Linked DNA regions of Homo sapiens: region 2 is linked to region 1. The links are chromatin loops, found by intact Hi-C in ENCODE. Cell type or tissue: heart right ventricle. All regions are shown on one strand.

Evidence for each region. Peaks named below come from ENCODE experiments on the same cell type or tissue, not always from the same donor. Only the 100,000 strongest peaks of a DNase experiment are listed, where the experiment ranks them.
Region 2: it touches region 1 in a loop (6-fold over the local background); 1 of 110 quality-filtered maps calls a loop at or near these places.

Annotation. Positions count from the first base shown.
Region 1 is chr4:18,581,433-18,583,932 of GRCh38, forward strand. The region is part of intron 1 of LOC105374510 (a long non-coding RNA gene); the gene reads left to right. Among named protein-coding and RNA genes, the nearest start is that of LCORL, 560 kb to the left of the region's middle. In heart right ventricle, no CTCF peak of the experiment used is centred here; no DNase peak of the experiment used is centred here; H3K27me3 peaks cover 463 bases.
Region 2 is chr4:17,911,063-17,913,562 of GRCh38, forward strand. The region is part of intron 4 of LCORL (ligand dependent nuclear receptor corepressor like); the gene reads right to left. It also overlaps the pseudogene KRT18P63. Among named protein-coding and RNA genes, the nearest start is that of NCAPG, 100 kb to the left of the region's middle. In heart right ventricle, no CTCF peak of the experiment used is centred here; a DNase peak (open chromatin) is centred at 1,077.

The sequences.
Region 1 (2,500 bases):
TTTGTCAGGGAAGACTGACTACATAATGAATAACCCCCGATTTTCAGATGCTTAATTTAGAAAAGATTTTCAAGGCATGTCACAATTCATTCTGAGTTGGTATAGAGTCATATAGTCATTAAAGCCTCAGGCTCTTTCCAACTAGGTGCTCCAGTATCCACTGAGCCTCAGGGGCCTCCGTTAGATCATTTGAATATGACTAGGAGATGCAATAATAGAGCTTGGAGGATTGCACAGGATGTTTCATGAGCCAGGTTTGGGGTGGCAGTGATCACACACACCACATTCCTTTGGCCAGATTTTAGTCAAATGGCCACAAAACTTCAAGAGAGGCTAGGAACTATGGTCTGGCTACCTGCTCAGATATTCTCCTGCTTGCATCCATATAACAAAGTTACTAAAGTTAAACATGAATGGCTGACTTATAAGAACATGGATGGATTAGGAAAAGCATAAAGCATGAAGGTTTTTGCTTTTGTTTGTTATTTTAATCACAACACTGATGAAAAAATATCTCAACACTGCCTTTTATTTCTGAGGAGATCATAGGCACTTTATTCAGTTCCTCAAAGGCCCTTTCTGTAGAGTAGGAGAATCTATTTCAAGGGTTTTACAGGGAACTAGAGGAGCTCACATGTGTTTAGCGTCATGCACAATACTTGGCAATAACCTTGGGTACCAAAGGTTAATGCCCTTTCCCTAGCATCCCTTTCTTCTGAAGCTTTCTCTTTAAAAATCTGGGGACACACCTTTGTCACAGAAGTAAACTTGTCAGCTCAGCAATTAAAGTAATAAAATAATGCTTCTACCCCCCAGTGAGAAGGATGCCTTCTCCTTTCCTGAATTGGCAAGCTTTCAATTTCAGTATTATATTTTAAATTGTGCACATTTTAAGAATGTAAAAAAATCACCAGGTGTGTTCATTTTTTAACAAAATTAAGAAATACTCACATTTGGTCTAGCTAGATTAAACAAAAAAAAAGTTATCATAATGAAACCTTGTCTACAGAAGCCCCAAATAGCCTTTTAAGTGGGTCAGAAAACCTTGATTTTAGCCTTGTTTATTTGGTTGGAGCTTTCCACACAGATCTGTCCTTTAACATTTAGTTAGGACAATGATGAGACACAAAGTCACATAAAGGAGGCAATTCTTCTTCAATTTTTTCTTCAACCTGAGGCAAGAACTTCTGGAGTCCCTTTAGGTTTACAGGTCTACATTTTTTGTTCATTTGTACATTTTATTATTCAGCCATAGTAATCACATCTCCTTAACCTACAGAGAAGTTCCTACTGTAACTTATAAGGATATCAGCCTAAATTAGGTTCTAAAACTAATGAAACTTAGCAATTCTCTGACAGTACCTGAATAATAATCTCAGCTCAATGAACACAGAAAAGTTCCATTTTACTATGAATGAAGAAAGCCTATGAATAATGGGTGGAAAATGAATCATAACACAAGCACTAGCAACTCAAGCCTTACATTTCCCCCATTGAGGCACCTGCTGGGGATTGTTTTCCTCCCTTAAGAGAGAAATCTCGTATTTAACAGTGGGAGTTCATCACATAATGTTCCCTTGAGATTTCTGAGTCATTTTAAAATTTCTGGTGAACTGAGAAATCACCAAAACATATATTAGTGGTAATAATAGAAACTGTCATCTAATTGGCACTTACTTGGTGCTAGAGGCTGAGGTGGTGCATCACAGCTGGTGGAGATGAGGTTTCAACTCCAACTGGGTGACTCCAAAAATTCCTACTCCTACACTACCTGCCTCAGGGGACAGAGGAAGACAAAGGAACATTGGGGCCGGATTCTACAATTGTTCCACTCACTTCCTCCGGGACTGAAGGAATCAGTTTATCTCTCCAGGCCTTCTGCTTCTCACTTCTAAAATGAAGATAAATAAAAATACTCCGAAAAATATAGTTCTCCTACTTATGTAGGTTATTATGTAAAGTCTTGATTCATTTGAGGCTCTAGATAAATCAGATTTGGAATTCATTGCATTTCATTCTGTGAGTTATGGCTTAATTGGATCTGACATTTACTGAGCACCTGCCATGGGCCAAAACTCACTTTGATGTTTCATAGAAGCCAAAAATATAAATAAGCTGTGTCTTGGTCAGCAGGAGACTCTTGATTGCAGGTGATAAGAACTAAACAACAATGACAATAATAAGCAATAGAAATGGATTGGCTTCCCTAATTGAAAGTTAAGGAATGTCATCCACACAGTCCATGAAGCCAGCAGGACTTGGTCTCTCCATCTGTCAGCTCTGTTTTCCTAGAGTTGTGTGTTTTTACAGGTGAAATGGTGATGTGCAGTTCTCAGCTCACATCCTTCTAGTTTAACAGCTAGCTGAACAACTCACGCATAAAAGAATACAACTTGACTGTATTTTTTTTGTTTGTTTTACCAACTCTGCACCAATTTCAGATGTCTTTCTCATTGGCCTGGATTGGGTCGCATGCCTGCCCCTGAACTAATCCCTAAAG
Region 2 (2,500 bases), 670 kb before region 1:
GTTTCTACATTCATTAAGACAGAAATAATAATAGAACCTGGGATACTATTTATGGGGCTTGCTCACTGGATGCTGTAAGGATTATATGAGATTGTAGATAAAATACTTAACTCTGTACTTGGCATATTAATAGTCCAGTAAATGTTAGCTGTTAGTAGAAATAATATGACAAAAAAAAAGATGCAGGCTGAGCACTTATATTTTATTTAAATCACCAAATGGCAAATAAGTAAAAGTACGAGGGGTCTTCAAAGTTCATGGAAAACGCATATTATAAAAAACCTATGCATAGGTTTCAAAAATGTTTTGCACCAAAATAAACTACTAACTTGTTATAACATGTGTAAACGGCATCTAGTTTGAGGCACTAAGAAGGATAAGACATCAGTCTGAAAACATCCAGTATCAGTGCAACATGAGTTCTGCTAAAATTGAAGCAAGAACAAATATTAACTACACGGTAAAGCTTGGGTGGAAGAATGGTAAAATCACTGGTAATTTTGAAAAAGCTTATGAGGATAATGGCCTAAAGAAATCAGCAGTTTAAAAATGGATAACTTGGTCGTTGGCAAAGTCTGAGTCCTGTCCTCTCACTCTCCTCCCTGGACAGCATGAGCTTCACCACTTGCTCCACCTTCTCCACCAGCTACTGTTTCCTGGACTCCGTCCAAGCGCCCAGCTATGGTGCCTGGCTGGTCAGCAGCGTGGCTGGCGTCTATGCAGGTGCCGGGAGCTCTGGTTCCCTGATCTCCATGTCCTGCTCCACCAGCTTCCAGGGCGGCTTGAGGTCCGGGGACCTGGCCGTGGGGATGGCCGGGGGTCTGGCAGGAAAGGGAGGCATCCAGAACGAGGAGGAGACCATGCAAAGTCTGAATGGCCAGACCATGCAAAGCCTGAATGACTGCTTGGCCTCCTACCTGGACAGAGTGAGGAGCCTGGAGACCAAGAACTAGAAGTTAGAGACCAAAATCTGGGGGCACCTGGAGAAGAAGGGACCCCAGGTCAGAGACTGGAGCCATTACTTCAAGACCACCAAGGACGTGAGGGCTCAAATTTTCGCAAATACTGTGGACAATGCCCGCATTGTTCTGCAGATCGACAATGCCCGTCTTGCTGCTGATGACTTTAGAGTCAAGTATGAGACAAAGCTGGCCGTGCGCCAGTCTGTGGAGAGCAACATTATGGGCTCCTGCAAGGTCACTGATGAAACCAATGTCACTTGGCTGCAGCTGGAGACACAGATCGAGGCTCTCAAAGAGGAGCTGCTCTTCATGAAGAACCATGAAGAGGAAGTAAAAGGCCTACAAGCCCAGATTGCCAGCTCTAGGGTGACTGCGGAGGTAGATGCCACTAAATCTCAGGACCTTGCCAAGATCATGGCAGACATCTGGGCCCAATACGATGAGCTGGCTCAGAAGAACCGACAGGAACTAGACAGGTTACTGGTCTCAGCAGATTGAGGAGAGCACCACAGTCATCACCACACAGTCTGCCGGAATTGGAGCTGCTGAGATGGTGCTCGTGCAGCTGAGACTTACAGTCCAGTCCTTGGAGATGGACCTGGACTTGATGAGAAATCTGGAGGCCAGCTTGGAGAATGGCCTGAGGGAGGTGGAGGCCTGCTATGCCCTGCAGATGGAGTAGCTCAATGGGCTCCTCCTGCACCTGGAGTCGGAGCTGGCACAGACCCGGGCAAAGAGGCAGCACCAGGCCCAGGAGTACGAGGTCCTGCCAAACATCAAGGTCAAGCTGGAGGCTAAGATCGACACCTGCTGGAAGATGGCGAGGACTTCAATCTTGGTGATGCCCTGGACAGCAGCAATTCCATGCAAAACATCCAAAAGACCACCAGCCACCGGATAGTGGATGGCAAAGTGGTGCCCGAGACCAGTGACACCAAAGTTCTAAAACATTAAGCCAGCAGAAGTAGGGTCCGCTCTGGGGAGGAGGAGGCCAATAAAAAGTTCAGGGGTCAAAAAAAATGGACAACTCATTTTAAAGGATGAGATGATGTTGAAGATAAAGCCTGCAGTGACGGAACATCCGCATCAATTTGTGAGGACAAAAATCCATTTTGTTTGCATCCCAACTGAAGAGGACTGGTGATTAACAACAGGAATGACAGTCAACACCACAGACATCTTGACGGACGTTAGCTTACACAATTCTGACTCAAAAATTAAAGCTGAGATTTCCACTCAATGGGTGCCAAGACCATTGCGACCAGATCAGTTGCAGACAACAGCAGAGCTTTCAATGAAAAATTTAAACCAGTGGGTTCAAGAGAAGCATGTCTTCAAAGAATTGTAAAAGGTGATGAAACACGGCTTTACCAATATAATCCTGAAGATAAAACACAATTAAAGCAATGGCTACCAAGAGGTGGAAGTGGTCAAGTCAAAGCCAAAGCAGACCGGTTAAGAGCAAAGGTTATGGCAACAGTTTTTTGGAATGTTCAAGGCATTTTGCTTTTGACTTTCTGGAGGCCCAAAGAAATAAC